Linked DNA regions of Mus musculus: region 2 is linked to region 1. A link is a loop called in an ENCODE intact Hi-C map of the cell type or tissue named here. Cell type or tissue: heart. All regions are shown on one strand.

Region 1 (8,000 bases):
TCTCGGTCAGGACCCATGCAGACAAACACAACACCGTGTGGAGCTCAGGCTGCTCAAGGCAACCCTGTCCAGGTTTTCTGCATCTCGAGTCTGAAGACCCCTGGCATCTGGACCAGGCTCCTGTCTTGTTCCTAGCTCCACACTGGGAACTGTTGTACACCCATTTGCTTCTTGGTCATAATTTTGCTTCCTCTATGAGGCAAGCCTGCTTACCCTAGTCACACGGTCTAGTGTCTCATAGCTCAACCGAGATGTGGCATAATCCATTCTTGGCTGGATCCCTGTTTCCTGTGCCAGAATATTCTACGCTCCTTCCTCTTTCTCACAGTAGCCTTGAGGGTAACTGAGGGGGAACACAAATATAAGCTATACACGAGTTGAAATGTGTGTTCATAGAAGCGATGCATGTTTTATGCTCATTTTTGAAGAGCCTTTGAAGAAGAAGATGCTCTGTCTAGTGGGCAATAGGAAAAGGGGAAGCTCGCCTTAACCATGTAACAGCCACGCTGATCACCAAAATAAAGCTTGTTATATGGTAGGCAAGAAACTGTCCATCTCGGAGACCCCTTCCCACCAGCACACTAAACTCCACGGACTCTTTCCAGCCTATGGGTCTGAAGGCCAAGGCTGATGTCACTCTGGAAGGCTTTACAGGATTGAGAAAGTGGGATTGATAATCTCCCGCTCTACCTTGGGGACCTCATCTTTGCTGGGTTGGCTGGCTTTCTGTCACAGTGTGGTGGTTTTAATGCCAATGACCTGCCTCCCCATAGGCCCATAGGAAGTAACACTATTGGGAAGTGTGGCCTTGTTAGAGGAAATGTCACTGGAAGGTAGGCTTTGAGGTTTCAGATGTTTAAGCTAAGCCAGGTATCTCTCTTTTCCTGCTGACTTCAGGTGTAGAATTCTCGGTTATTTCTCCAACACCATGTCTGCCTACGAGCCCTCTATGGTGATAATGGATGGAACCTCTAAACTGTCCGCCAGCCCCAGTTACCTTATAAGAGTTCCTGTGGTCATAGTGTCTCTTCCCAGCAATAGAAACCCCAACAAAGATACAGAGCAAGTAGTCTTTTTGTTGTTGTTGTTGAAAATCACAGTCTTTTTACTTTTTTGTCTGTGTAACTGGCTACATGGGATTGCATGTTGCTAGCCTTCACCATTCTCACAATAAGAGAAGGCAAACTCCTGTGTTTTAAGAGAGGGGGTAAGATAGACAACCAATGCTAAATCCAAACTTACATTGTGTGAGTGATGTGTGTGAGTGTGAGTGTGTGTGTGTGTGTGTGTGTGTGTGTTCGTGTAAGTGCACATTTATGGTTTTGGTGTATCAAACTCAATTATTGCTCTTAAGAAGTAATGTTTTTGAGACAAAACCTCTGGCCTGAAGCTTGTTAGTTATAATAGACTGGTTGGTTATCTACTAAGCCCCAGGAATCCATCCGTCTCTAACTAGCAGCACTGGGATTGCAAGTGTGTACCATTATGCCTGACTTGCTTGTTCATTTGTTACATGGGACTCGGAGATCAAGCTTGGGTCCTGGACTTCCGCAGCAAGGACTTTAGTGACTAAGCCATCTCAACAGCCAACGCTATCCCCTCCTAACTTAAGCTTCTTTTTTCCCCAACTTAAACTTCTTAATAGATGAAACATTCGGTCTTAAATGGAGACTCCTTTACTGGTGAAAAACCAATTTAACAGCATGCGGAAAATTGAGCAAGATACTAAAGTTCTAAACCTGAGAGCAGTACTGAAGTGATTCTCATCTGGGAATTGTTCTAAGGTCTCCTGTAGAGCATTTAGTCTCAAGCAAAGGTCCCAGAGCATCTGTGAGCGTCACTTAGAAGAAACGTTTGCGTCTGCTGCCAAAATGACCTTGAAAACTGACCATTTCTTCCAAATCTGAACATCTACCTGCCCGACAATGGAGCGACCCACATGGTATGTACACAATAGCAATGCAAATATACATTCACAAAAGCCATATGCAGGAACATTTCCAGCTATACTATTTATAGTCAAAAACTGGAAAGAACCCAAACTCCCAGCAATGACACGATGAAAGGGAAAAGCTAGAACATAGGAATGAGCAAGGCCTCCTGCTGCACACCTTACATAACGTTGAGAGTAAAGTCAAAAGGGGCAGACCTAATCCAAGCCACGGAGGTGGGGTCATGGTCATTCCTGTTGGGCAGGAAGAGTCAGAAGTATCCAAAGTGAAGGGGCTTCAGAGACCCGTGACTCTTTTATTCTGTATATGCACGTGCATTTATGTGAAGTGTGTGTGTGTGTGTGTGTGTGTGTGTGTGTGTATGTATGCAGATGTATGTGCTCTTGTGAGGGTGAGGGGCAGCAGCCAACACTGAGTGTCATCCTCACTCAGCCCTCTGATCTCTCTCAATGGCCCGGCGCTCACTGGTTAGGTAGCTGGACAGGCAGGCAAGCCCAGGAGTCCCCCAATATGGGGAGACTCCCTGATCTCGTGAGTCCAGAGCCAGTTCCAGCAACTTACCAGTGGTTACATCACCGAAGAAACCATTTCTTTCTCACCCCCAACAACCATTTCTACTTCCTCTTCCCAGAATCTTGTCAGGGTCCTGTTTACTGGGGATCATTCTACAGTTATTTAATCTCAGCGCTGTGGCCGAGTCTCAGCCTCTGCACATACCTCTGTCCGCTACAGAAAGCCTGTCCGCAGCTCTGACTATGAGCTCAAACATCAACACTTGCAGGGCAAATGGACGGGTACATCGGGTCCCTTTAGCAATATAACACCAACAGTTTCCTGCTAGGGCTGGTGACCTCCCTGAGCACAGGCCGTTGACAGGATTTAGAGTATCAGATGGGAATCCTTGCTGTGGAGTGGACTTCAAATCCAGTCAGGATGTTACCCTGTGGTTACCTTAAAGAAAGGAAACTGGGAGGCTAACGTGGGGCATTAACTTAACCTTCAGTTTTACTCTTTTATACTTCTTAAACCTCGCTACCTGCTTTGAAATAATTATTTCCGTTTTTTGTTTTGTTTTGTTTTGTTTTTGTTTTCTCGAGACTGTCCGGCAATTATTTACTTTTAAAATAGCTGCTCCAGAAGAAAAATGCAACTTAAGGTTTTAAGTAGACATTTTTAAAATTAAAAAAAATAAGGATGAAAAATATAACTTAGCATGTCATAAAAGCTGCTAAAAGCCAGGCAGTGGTGGCGCACGCCTTCAATCCCAGCACTTTGGAGGCAGAGGCAGGCAGATTTCTGAGTTCAAGACCAGCCTGGTCTACAGAGTGAGTTCCAGGACAGCCAGGGCTACACAGAGAAACCCTGTTGGGGGTCGGGGGAAGCTGCTAAAAGCTGGTGCTCTGATTGGTACCCAGTGTGAGCCAGCTTTCTGTCACTCTAAGCTGCAGTAAATACCTAGGTAGCCAAAGAAAAGAGAGAAGGGAAATCTGGCCCTCAAGCGTGGAGGCTTCCGTTACTGGTGGGCTGTGCTGCCTTTGGACTAGCAGAGACATAAGTACGTGATAGTGGGCAAACTGTGGTAGAGAAAGCAACTCTCCTCATAGCCAGAATGCAGGAGAGAGGAAGAGAAAGAGGCTGCAGGTTCACAGTCCCTTAGAAGATGTGCCGCTTCCTCCTCCATAATCGATATCCTGCCTCTGTGCAGGTTTGTACTTCTACAGAAATACATTAAAATATAATCTGAAAATACAAGCTGCCCTCCTGGGAGGAACAAGTTCACATACGGAATCATTTTACAGGAAAAAGCAAGCAGGAGGGAAGAAATAGAAGACTTCATTGCGGGGTGGAGATCAGCAAAACATAGGGCTGCAGACATAAGGAAAGGGTCAGAGTGATGCTCGATAGTCTGCATGCTAAGCAAAAGAGAATCAATTTAAAACAAAAAGAAAAAGTGTTGGCTTGAGGAACACTTTCCGGGGCAGGAGATCCCACGCCGACAGCTGCAGGGAGATCCCACACCGACGGCGTCTTTGTTACTACATTTTACTGTGGGAGCAGGGGCCATGGCTCAGGTGTGGTCAGAGGACAACTTGCAGGAGTCTGTTCTCCCTATCCATCTTGTGGCTCCTGGGAAATGAACTCAGGTCATCAGGCTTGGTGGTGATGCCTTTGCCAGCTAAGCTAGCCAGCCAGCCCCCAACAGCTCCCTCAATCGAGGTTTAGAGCTTCCAGGCAAAGGTGCTGATCAAAAAGCATTTTGATAACAGGCATGTAAGACAGGAACTATGAAATCATTCTTTGACCCTCTAATTTTCCTTTGAAATACAATGTTCTTATTGGTGCTCTTTACAGACCCAGCATAACATGAAGTACATTGAAACATTATTTTCTAAAATAAAGCTGTACTGACTGTGGTAATTCTAACATGAGGTGTAACATTCTATTTCAACCAGAACATTAAGTATTAGACGTATCGCAGCTTTATAATCTACTCAAGAGAGCTTATTGAAGGCAGAAAATGAACCTGAGCAGTAGCGCTTATATTCAGCCCTCATTAGGTTTGTGCAAACGGTTGTTTAAATTCCCAACGGGAAGTCTGTCCATCTGGCAGGCATGATAGCGTAGCGAGGAGGACCAGATGGGCTCTGAAATGGGTCGTTCCTGGCAGAGTGAAGAATACTTACGGTAGGATTGATTTTTGATGCACCACCTGAGGTGCCCAGGACAGACCATCCAAGTCCCCAATGGACTTGTCCCCCTGTGCAAAACTTAAAAGCATTAAAGGCCACCTAGTGGCTAAATGGGAAAACGACATGTCAGATGATTCTGTGGCTTCGTGTATGGACTATAAACAGGCTCTTTAATTTGGTCAGCTCCTCTTGCACACAAAAGCATCTTAAGTGGCCCTGGGTTGGCCATAAATATCTCCTACAAACTCTGTTACTTCCCCATCATCATTGCCAGGGTCCTCGGTCAGGCTGTCTTTCGCCATCAATATAATTTCTCTCTATAGCTCCCTGAAAATGTTATGTGCAGAATATGGCATTACTGTATGTGAGTAAATGATCAATATTTGTCGCTTAGAGAGAGGATAGGGGAGCGTTCTCTGGGTACAATGCTTTCTTCACAGCATGAAGACCTGAGTTCAAAACCGAAGCTGACTGTGGTGGTGTGTGCCTGAAATCCCAGCATCAGGAGACAGAGACAGGAAGAATCTTGGCGCTCTTTGTCGTCAGCCAGTCTAGCCAATCGGTGAGCTCCTGTCCACTGAAGGGCATGTCTCAGAAAATAGTATACAATGATAGAAGAGGATGCTCTTTGGCCGTGGCCTCCACAGATGCACTCATGGACATGCACACCTATACACGCTCACATGTGCATGCACACACATCTCTATTTCACACCAAACAGCTTTGGTCATTAGTGAGAATCATCCCCTCGCTCCAGTACCTTCTCAAATTCTTTTGCAAAAATACAGCAATATGCTACACTATTAAACAGTGGCAATGAGCTGTTCAGCACAAAGGCAAATGCGCAGTACGTTTCATTGGCGAGAAGTTCATTCCAGAACACCGCTCACCCGCGAGTCTTCTTGATTAGCCTTCGGAATGGTTTGGATGATTAAATAGCAGCATTTAAATTCAGATATATTTTTTCCCCACAGAATTGTAATTGGGGTCTCCCATGGAGAGACCTATCAGACCTATCAGACTTCCATGTGACAAGTCCCAGTGTGACATTAACAAGACATTCAAAAGAGTAGGGAAGTCTCTCTGAGAAAGAACTTCTGGGTGACAATGCCGCTCACCCTTGCCTGATTTTGCTTTCGATTCTGACTCCCCTTTCCGCTGACTCGGAGGACCATCCTTCAGCTATCTGTCATTAAAATAAGCAGTTTGTAGCAAGAGTTCAGAGATGTGGTTTTCTTCTTTTGCCATTCATTTAGACCAGCATGTCTGTGTAAAGTAACATCGAAAGTAACAGTTTGTCCAGATAGATTGTAGGATGCAAACTGGGGAATGGTTTCCAGGAAGGTCCAATGTTTGGGTCGATCTACAACCTTGGAAAGTCCCGGGATGGAACTCACCTTCTCCCTCTCTGTGCTCCATAGTATCTGCTAACTAAGCACTGGGCAACCCATCGGTCCTTAGTCTTTCTCCAAGCTTGCCCATCTGGACCTAACTAGGAACCACTGTAGGACCCTCTTTCCCTAGATCCACTTGCCACGGTGCTACACAGGGTCACTTTCTCTAAACTAGTTGAAACTTGTAAAGCATACATAAAAGGACAGTTAGAAAGTGGCATTCCACCCCACACCCCTCCACGCCCCCACAAAAATATCTCCAGAAAAAGAAATCCTCCTAACTGGTTCCTGACACGTTGTAATTCTTTACTTCTGTGTTTCTTCCTCTGCTTGTCAGTGATGAAGCATCAGAAAATTGTAAAATCCCCAGGAATGGGAAAAACCGACAGCGAGTCTCATCAGGAAGTATACACCAGGACTCAATGTTCCAGTAAAGAAACATGCCACTTCCGAATATGCATCAGGATCCTGATGGGGTGGTGCGCACCTGTGACCTGAGCACTCTGTGATGACCAGAGTTCCAGAGCACCCTGGCTATATAGCAAGACCTTGTCTCAAAAAAAAAAAAAAAAAAAAAAAGAAAGAAAAATTAAAATCAGATCTTCCACATCTATCTTCTATAGATTTATTTTATGTACATGAGAAAAAGACAACTGGCTCTGATGTCAGTTGTAGCTTTAAAGAAAGTCTCTGTACAGTGGGTGTGTACACACATCATGATGTGGGGAGGTCAAAAGACAACCCCTTGTCAGTCCTTGCCTTCCACTTCCCAGGAGGGCTTCTTCGTCATCATTGCCCATTCAGGCTAACTAGAACACAGGCTTAAAGGGAATTCTCTTGTCTCCACCTCCCATCTCAGCATTTGAATACTGAGATCACAGGTATACTCACTGATATGTGGCTTGTTTCAGCTCATAGTTCCAGGTTACAGTCCATCATAGCAGGGAGGACACAGAGGCAGGAACTTGAAGGAGGTGTTTATAGCACATCCATGATCAGGAACAGAGGCAGAGGAGGGGTGTATGCTGGTGCCCAGCAGCCATGGTCAGGGACAGACAGAGGAGGGAGGCATGCTGTGTGCCCAGCAGCCATGCTCAGGGACAGAGGCAGCAGAGGGATGTATGCTGTGTGCCCAGCAGCCATGGTCAGGGACAGAGGCAGAGGAGGGGTGTATGCTGGTGCCCAGCAACATGGTCAGGGACAGAGGCAGAGGAGGGTGTATGCTGGTGCCCAGCATCCATGGTCAGGGACAGAGGCAGAGGAGGGAGGCATGCTGTGTGCCCAGCAGCCATGGTCAGGGACAGACAGAGGAGGGGTGTATGCTGGTGCCCAGCATCCATGGTCAGGGACAGAGGCAGCAGAGGGATGCATGCTGTGTGCCCAGCAGCCATGGTCAGGGACAGAGGCAGCAGAGGGATGCATGCTGTGTGCCCAGCAGCCATGGTCAGGGACAGAGGCAGCAGAGGGATGCATGCTGTGTGCCCAGCAGCCATGCTCAGGGACAGAGGCAGAGGAGGGATGCATGCTGTGTGTTGAAAAGCCATGGTCAGTGTACTGGCTGGTTTTATGTGTCAACTTGACACAGGCTGGGGTTATCACAGAGAAAGGAGCTTCAGTTGGGGAAATGCCTCCATGAGATCCAGCTGTGGGGTGTTTTCTCAATTAGTGATCAAGGGGGAAAGGCCCCTTGTGGGTGGGACCATCTCTGGGCTGGGAGTCTTGGGTTTATAAGAGAGCAGGCTGAGCAAGCCAGGAGAAGCAAGCCAGTAAGGAACATACCTCCATGGCCTCTGCATCAGCTCCTGCTTCCTGACCTGCTTGAGTTCCAGTCCTGACTTCCTTGGTGATGAACAGCAGTATGGAAATGTAAGCCGAATAAACCCTTTCCTCCCCAACTTGTTTCTTGGGCATGATGTTTGTGCAGGAATAGAAACCCTGACTGAGACAGTCAGGGACAGAGGCAG
Region 2 (8,000 bases), 50 kb before region 1:
TATCACTGATTTTCTACACAATCAGTGTCAAGTCAGTATAAAGCAGTAGAAATAATGGGTCTGTGCCAGTTGTTAGGGTCTTAAGAGTCTAATTCAGTGGCTTCTTATTATCTACAGGCATGCAATTTAACTTCTGAGGGTTTCAAAGATTTGTGTGATCTATATAACCAGAGACCCACTCTCACTAATATTAATGTTCAATGAGTCCCTAGACACATGTAGAAAAAAATTAAAATTAAATGGTCTCAGCTCAAGTTTTAATCTAGTCTTTAATACAGGTTATTTCCTTTTGTGAGAGGGAGTGAGATATATACAGATTGTGTGCACATGTGGCACATGTGCCCTTCTGCACACATTTAGAGGCCTGAAGCTAACATTAGGATGTCTTTCTCTAGTGGTAGACTTTCCATTTTCCTTATTTTCTGAAACAGAGTCTCTTCACTGAGTTTGAATTTTTGCCATTTTCACTAGACTGGCTGTCCAGTGAGTCCCTGGGATGTCCTCATCTGCAACCTGTACCCCGGTCAGTAGGGTTACAGAGCTCACAGCAATACCCAACTGCATGAGTGCTGAGCTGCAAACTGAAGTCCATGCTGTATGAAGCAATCACATGGACCCACACTCAGCCAACTTCCCAAACCCAACATTTAGAAACTATCTGTTTGTAAATAATGTTAACAGTCAAACTTATTCATTTGCAAACAGAAGAATATTTCAATGGGATGATATCTGGCCCTGTTGCGGTAAGGCTGCCAACTTTCAAGACTTTTCTAGAAACAAAAAAGACACAGCTAAATACTGCAATAACTGAGAAGAGCCTCAGTAGAAACAGTGTATCCTGAGTTAGAAAGAAATAATAAACTAACAAAGGATTTCCTACTTCAGGAGAGAAAGCTGAATTGAGAGACCCTTATGCTGGTTAAGAAGCAAGTGCATGAGCTCGGAGCTCAATGACATCGACAGGATTTGTATGAGAATGTTGACGTGGCCTATGAAAACTATACACTTATCAGTAATCACACACCACCTCTCAGCGCCTTAAATAAACAACATGGACAGAGACAGGGCAGCCAGGTATTCAGCAGCCAATTTTGTGACTGAACCCCGAACTTAATCTGCTCAGTTGGAACAAACGACATGCAGTCCTGGTTCTACTTCGAGTAACAGTGATGATATAACCACTTTATACAAAGCATACAAATTCTACAGGGCCTCCACAAAAGGGGATAAAATTCCGAATAGACACCCCACTTCTCCCCTAAGCACTACAAACCTGGGAGGGGAGGGGAGGGGAGGGAAGGGGAGGGGAGGGGAGGGGAGGGGGAGGGGAGGATGGGCACAGGCACTCATCTTTGTCCCTGGTACCCTTTGCTCTGGCAGATGGCACACGTCCATCTCCACCTCACTGCTGCTGTCCTCACAGCACTGTAAGAGGAACACGCTACCTGCTTTTCCTCCTGCACTGTGAGGTATCTGAAAGCAGGAAATTTCCATCTCTGCATCCCTCAAAATCTAATACACTGGCATCCAAGAAATGTTCTCCAAGCAAATGCATGAGCAGGCAGAAAAGATATGAAAAAGGAAGGAGGGAGGGGACTAGGAAGCGAGAGGAAGAAGAGAGTGAAAGCAACAGGAAAACACACTTAAAGCTTTGGAGTAAGGATGCTTTCTTTTTTGGTTTTGTTTTCTTCAGTTCTGGGGATTATAGGTCAAGTACTAGTAAGCACTGTGTTTCTAGAGTGTGGCTACAATGTGCCCAGCTCCCTCAAGATCCTCTTGCTGTGATGTCCCCACCATAATGGATGACAACCTGAACTATGGTTCAGAAGTTGGTTCTAACTATTTTAGCATAGCAACAGGAAACTAAGACAATCCCCAACATCAAAGAAGAGAAGGAAAGCATCAAATTTCTAATTAATGATAGCTTTTTGTTGCTGGTGGTGGTTTGGTGTTTCTTGTTTGTTTGGTTGGTTGGCTGGTTGGTTTTTTGAGACAGGGTTTCCCTGTGTAGTCCTGGCCGTCCTAAATCTACCTGTCTGTGCCTTCCAGATGCTGGGATTAAAGGTGGGTACCACCAATGCTCAGAAAGGAAAACTTAAACATACAAAATAAATAAACTTCTGAGTACCAAACACTTGACCATAACAATATCCCGAAGCTTCCATCCAACACACTTGTCACCTGTCTTTGTTCAGTGACTTCCTTCTGTTACAGAAAAAAGAAAAAAACAAAAGAAAAAGCGAGAACTTGACCTTCTAAGGTGCAGGTTATCCTGCTGTCTGTAGGTGAACAAGAATACCCTACCCCCCATCACAATACCAATCCTAGAACCCAAAAGGAACAGAAGATAGCAGAGCTCAAACAGAAAGCCGGGTCCATACCAGAGCCACACCACACTTCGGCTAAATGGCAGTCGTTCTCTCCAGGCTCCTTGCACAGATCCACCACATCTCTGCATATTGTCTCTGGGGTAACAGGAACTTCTGTGAAGTGCTGCTCACTGTTACTGAGGTAAACTGTCAGGAACATCTGAAACAGAGAGAAACCATTACCTGTCTTGTCTGCCCAGGTGGCATTCCCCTTAGATCCTTGCCCTGAAACAAAGAGTGGAGCTGGGGTAGGCCCACAGCCCTGGGCCCTTGTCCTTCCCCAGGTACTGCCTGCTGAACTGGAAACCCCACAGGGTAGCCAGAGGCAGCCTTCAGATAGAAGGGAAAAGCAAATCTTTTCCTGCCAGTTTCATATGTACTGTTTGTTCAGCAAAAACGGAGCTAGATCAAGACATCAAACAGATCTTTTCATGAATCCTTTCATACTTGATTAGAGAATGTCATACATGCCTGATGTGGTAGAACATACCTGTAGTCCAAGCTACTCAGGAAGCTGAGGCAGGAGGATTGTTTAGTTCACGAGTCCCGGGCTACAGTTTGCTATACTAATCAGGTGTCTGCACTAAGTTTGGCTTCAATACGATGACCTCAGGAGTGACTGTCACACACACACACTTATGGATGCATTTCTCTTTAGAAGCATATATAAAAACAGAGTAAGTTCAGATCCTGAGGGTGGGGAGCAAGAGACAGGAGCCAGGGCACGGAAGGAAACCTTATTTCTATATCACATGCATGCATTAACTACTCCAGAAACGTTAAACTGAAATGTTTCAATCAAATCCAATACCTACTCTAAAGTATGTGAATAAGTAGAAATTAGTTAGCATATCAAAACCTATGAGAGCCTGTATGCAAATGCAGTCCATAGGTAATTAAAACTCACTGTAAATCTTTCTCCTAGAACAATTAAACATCTTAAAAAGCACTGCTACCAAAGAATTCACATTGCTATGCCTGTCAAATTATTTAAAATTTTTGTAAATTCCTGAAGCTGAAGAATCAAACAAGCAGCAAACCAGTTTGATGAATACAACCTGTCCATTCAACCCCATGAACACCTACCCCATGGGAGTCGGTACACATCAGTATGAAGAATAACACCTGTTAAAAGGTATCCCACTTTCATGCTGAATAAAGAAAGAATGCAAAGACTATGGGAACTTGTGGGAACCTGATAAACAAACACCAGGTTATTGTCTTTCAAAACAACCAAATGAGACTATGCTGAGCTCTGAGAAAGTGTGAGGTTTATTCCCCCACCTCCACCCCCACCACACACACACACACACACACACACACTCACACACTCACAGCAGAATGTGTTGAATCCACACTCTGGTTACAGTGCCACAGTAGCATTACAGAGCTAGAGGGTTTGCCAAAAGTCACTTGACCTCCCTTGCAGGCTGAAACTCCTCTGGCCACCCTCCCAGTGAGAAAGCTGCGTAGCCTCACTGTGAAAGCAGCACTGAGAAGGACATCACACTGGGGACCAGAAGATTTGGAGGCACCTGGACTTAGCCCATTTCCTTGGGACCCTTCACCTCCCTTTTTTGCAAAGGTGTCCCCTAATGCATATAAAACACCTATCACATACAAAGTCATCCAGAAACATTAACGTGGATTCTGTTAAAACAGTAAGTCAATCATATAGAAGAAGCTAAAATGCTGTCAAGATTCCTAGTATGAACAGAATGCACCTCGGGCTTTGTGCATTCTGATAACTGTACCACATGAAATGTGGATCCTAAAGCCTCAACTTAGCCAACAAGGCTGCATATAAGCTCCTTACACATAGTGCCTTGACAATACTGGAAAAAATAAAGATTAACCAAGCCTAGAGAATGCGACTCTGTTGCTGCTGGGCCAGAACACCCAGCACACTTAACCAGAGAATTCAGTAATACTGCTCCATAGTCTTCACCCACATAAACTTTCTCTCAAGCTTAAAGCTTCAAAACAACTGTCTTTACTATTATGTTCACACTAGATAGAAGAACATTTACTAAACACACTACATCAGCAAATAAACACGGTTACACAACAGACCCCTGTACACGTCTATCTCACCTGCTACTTTCACCAGCATTACCCAAAGTCTTACAGCAACTCTCAGACAAACAGAACAAAGATTATCTTCTCTACCAATGAAGAAAAAGGCTCAGAGCAGTGATCTCCTTGGCTATTGAAACAAGGTCAGAATACAGCTTTTCCTCATCTATCCTTTACTCTTCAAGACGTCTGTGCTTTTGGCAGAGAAACATTAGGGAGTCCTCCACTTAGCCAGTCACCTCAGGTTTAACAGCAATCTAGCCTTTGCTTTCTAAAGCACAACTACTCTAAGAATGTGAGACGTGTTCCTCCCTGAGGAATTAATACTGGTGTGAATGGCAAGTGCCTGAGCCAATGCCCTTCTTCTCCATAAAAAGTAGCTGTGCTCCCAATGCCTGTGCTGAAATCCTCAATGCTGGATTAGCAATGGCATTTTGCTAGCTTCTTGGACAGATCTAATTGGAACCCCACACTTCTACAGAATGTCTTAGGAAGGGTACCTCTTTGAAATACTCTTATCTTATCTTTTAAAATGAGTCTTAAGTTCCCTAGGAACTGCCATTTAGTTAGGTGCAACAATAAAACCCAATACTGACTAGAGATCCACATGTCCTGCCCATACCAAAGACACTGCCACCATTAACTTTACAACTCCTTGCTTCTGTTCTACCGAGTGCTCCAAGTGCTCCACACCAGGCCAGGCCAGGCCTGCGCCCGACTGGGAACTCTGACTTGCTGCTCCTGCTGAGCATGCTCTTAAGCTGCATAGCTTGGTCTCCTTGCCTCTGCAGCTGTCATCCTCTCAATAACATCTTCCCGGCCACTCCACCTAAAATTCCAGCCCTCCCCCGCCCCCCACAAAGCCACTACCTCTACATAGGTTCTGTACCTGACAGTCATGAGCTCACCATTCATTACAAATGCAATGCCATGCAGCCAAGGGTTGTCTCTGTTAGTGTGCCTTCAGCACCTCAAGCTCCCTGGTAGACAGCAAGCACACAACCTGCATCAAATGCTGTAGATGGCAGTGCACTTTACAGTAACACACTGAAGCACAGCGAGGAAGGTAACCTCTGCAAGTCATACAGCTATGAAATAAATGGCAAAGCCAAGATCCAAAACCAAGGCTGGTTGTCTCCAGAGACTGAGCTCTTTAACTACTGTGTTACTTTGTGTCATCTTCATCACTGCACACATAAGGTCACACTTGTCACTACCATTAGCTCTGCCTTTCAGAGAAACGTTTTGGTCCAGGGCACACCATCTTACCCCAGCTTGTCTCGGTTATGTTCTATTCAGACATCATGAATGGTCTCGCATCTCGCGTATAGTATATAGCAAGCTATAGACTTGATTTATTCAGGTACACCCAACCACCACCATTTATTTCTGATTCAATATTCTTTCTATTCATTCGGCATTTACAGATGATCTATGGCCTGTACTCTAGTATAGAAATGATCTCTGCTGAAATAGTTAACACTGAAATGCAGAGGGAGAGAGAAAGCAGATGACAGAAGAACATAGAAGCGATGTGGAAAAGACACAGGGAGGAACTCAAGCTGGCTCCCTCTCTCTCTCCTATCCCCCACTGGGCAACCTCAAGGAGAACCAGATGGCTGGGGAGCTCTGGTAAAGAACAAGGTGAGACAGGAGGGAACTGTGTGGGGAATAAAACGCCAGCTGAGGAGCCCAGCTCCCCCTACAATGCTGAGAGGGCTCTAGGGCAGGCAACCACATTTAAAGGAAATGAGGCCCAAGTCCAGCTAAGGTTCAACAAGTATGCCACATGGAGAATAAAGGCCCAAAGAGGGAACAAACTGGTCACGTTAGTGGAAGATGAGGTCTCTGCGGAGAGAGGAAGAAGAAAAGATTACAGGAGCAAGCAGAAACTAGCATGCATGTATTTATGGGCAGAGGTTCTAAAATGCTGGCAAGGACAGAGGTATTTGAACAAAGACTGCTGGCCCACTCTGACAGTAGATGTTGGAAGGAGGCAGAGACTCCATTTCTAGCAAATCCCAGATGGTGCACACAAATGGCCTAGAAACCGACCAAGAAAACAAGGAACTTGAATTTAAATTTATGAGGCTCCTGGAAGCAAATAGTTAAAATAATAATAATAATAAATCCATGGTTGCCAAGGACCTCAGGAAGATAAAGATTGCTTCTTCATCCTCTTTGAAGACATGAGAACAAAATGACAAAATTAAAGTACCATACCTTTGAAATTTTCTGTTAAAATTATGTTAAACGTTTCCTTATATTCATAGTCATAAGCATTCCCCCAAATTATAAAGGTTAAATATCACTTCAAATCTCTCATCTTAAAACCTAGCCATGATGGATTTTAATGTGAAAACCTATAATTATATTTCAAATGCTATAAAGAGAGAGAAATGCAGCCTTGTTTTCAATAAATATCAATTCTTTTCTCCTTCCTTTTTTTGAAGAATAGAGAGATGGCAGCAAGTTAAGCCACCTGTGATGTCGGTGTGAGAGCGAAGGCTGGGCAGGCACTGCTACCTCCCTTTAGCTTTGTTTCACAAGCACATTCTTGTAAAGGAGCCAAGTATTCTCAAAATGACAGTTTAATTCCCACAAATAAAGCAGAAACAAAATGAAGCAGGAATTGTTTTGTTTGGATCAAGTGATTTTGAGTCACCATGATGAAAAATCAAACAAATTTTAAAGTCATATATGGTAGCATTCACACTTGGGAAACTGAGGCAGGAGAATTTTAATTTCCAAGCCAATTATTATATACTATGTATATATTAATATTTATATATATAATTGGTTTAAGGAATCAACTTACAACCATAAAGTATCACTTTTATTCATGCATATTATTACTCCAACACATCTTTGCTGTGCAATGTAAGATATATTTAATAATACATTTTTGGCATAACCATGCTGCCTCAACTTTAGTCAAGAAACAACTGAAACAATCAACAAACAAAAATTTAACCCCCATAATATTACAATGGAATGAAAATTACCATAAACAATGAAGATTTGTGACAACACAAACCTTAAAAGAACACCTTAAGTGACAAAAGCCAGACACAAAGGCCCCATAGCTTAGGACTCCATTTCTTTAAAGATTTACTTTAGTTTTTATTTTATTTTTCATGCAATTAGCGTTTGCTTGTGTATATATGCATGGACTGTGTGTGCTTGTGTATGTGTGTGTGCACACATGCATAAGCACATGAGCACACATTTCTCTATCCACATGAAGGGAGGTACCTGCTAAGGCATAGGCGCTGGATTCCCTGTAACCTGAGTTACAGATGGTTATGAGCCACTATAGTGCTTGCCTTGGCTATATTTGCAATTTTTCACTTTTAATAATTGGAAGACTCCTGTGATTCGGCTATGGAACCAAAAAAGAAAAAGAAAAAGGCTGGGCACACCTTTAATCCCAGGGAGGCAGAGGCAGGTGAATCTAAGCTTAAAGCTATCTTGGTCTACAGAACAAGTTCCTGGACAGCTAGAGCTACACAAGGAAACCCTGTCTCAAAAACAAACAAACAAACAAACAAACAA

Evidence for each region. Peaks named below come from ENCODE experiments on the same cell type or tissue, not always from the same donor. Only the 100,000 strongest peaks of a DNase experiment are listed, where the experiment ranks them.
Region 2: a loop joins it to region 1, with 1.9 times the contacts of the local background. A loop is called at or near these places in 2 of 42 quality-filtered maps.

What each region holds. Positions count from the first base shown.
Region 1 is chr1:182,373,113-182,381,112 of GRCm38, reverse strand. No RefSeq gene overlaps it. Among named protein-coding and RNA genes, the nearest start is that of Trp53bp2, 32 kb to the left of the region's middle. In heart, a CTCF peak has its summit at 4,746 (motif pointing left); no DNase peak of the experiment used is centred here; H3K27ac peaks cover 393 bases.
Region 2 is chr1:182,423,423-182,431,422 of GRCm38, reverse strand. It overlaps Trp53bp2 (transformation related protein 53 binding protein 2), which reads right to left. Exons shown (of 18, transcript NM_173378.2): 2 at 2,382-2,529. Among named protein-coding and RNA genes, the nearest start is that of Trp53bp2, 18 kb to the right of the region's middle. In heart, no CTCF peak of the experiment used is centred here; a DNase peak (open chromatin) is centred at 3,812.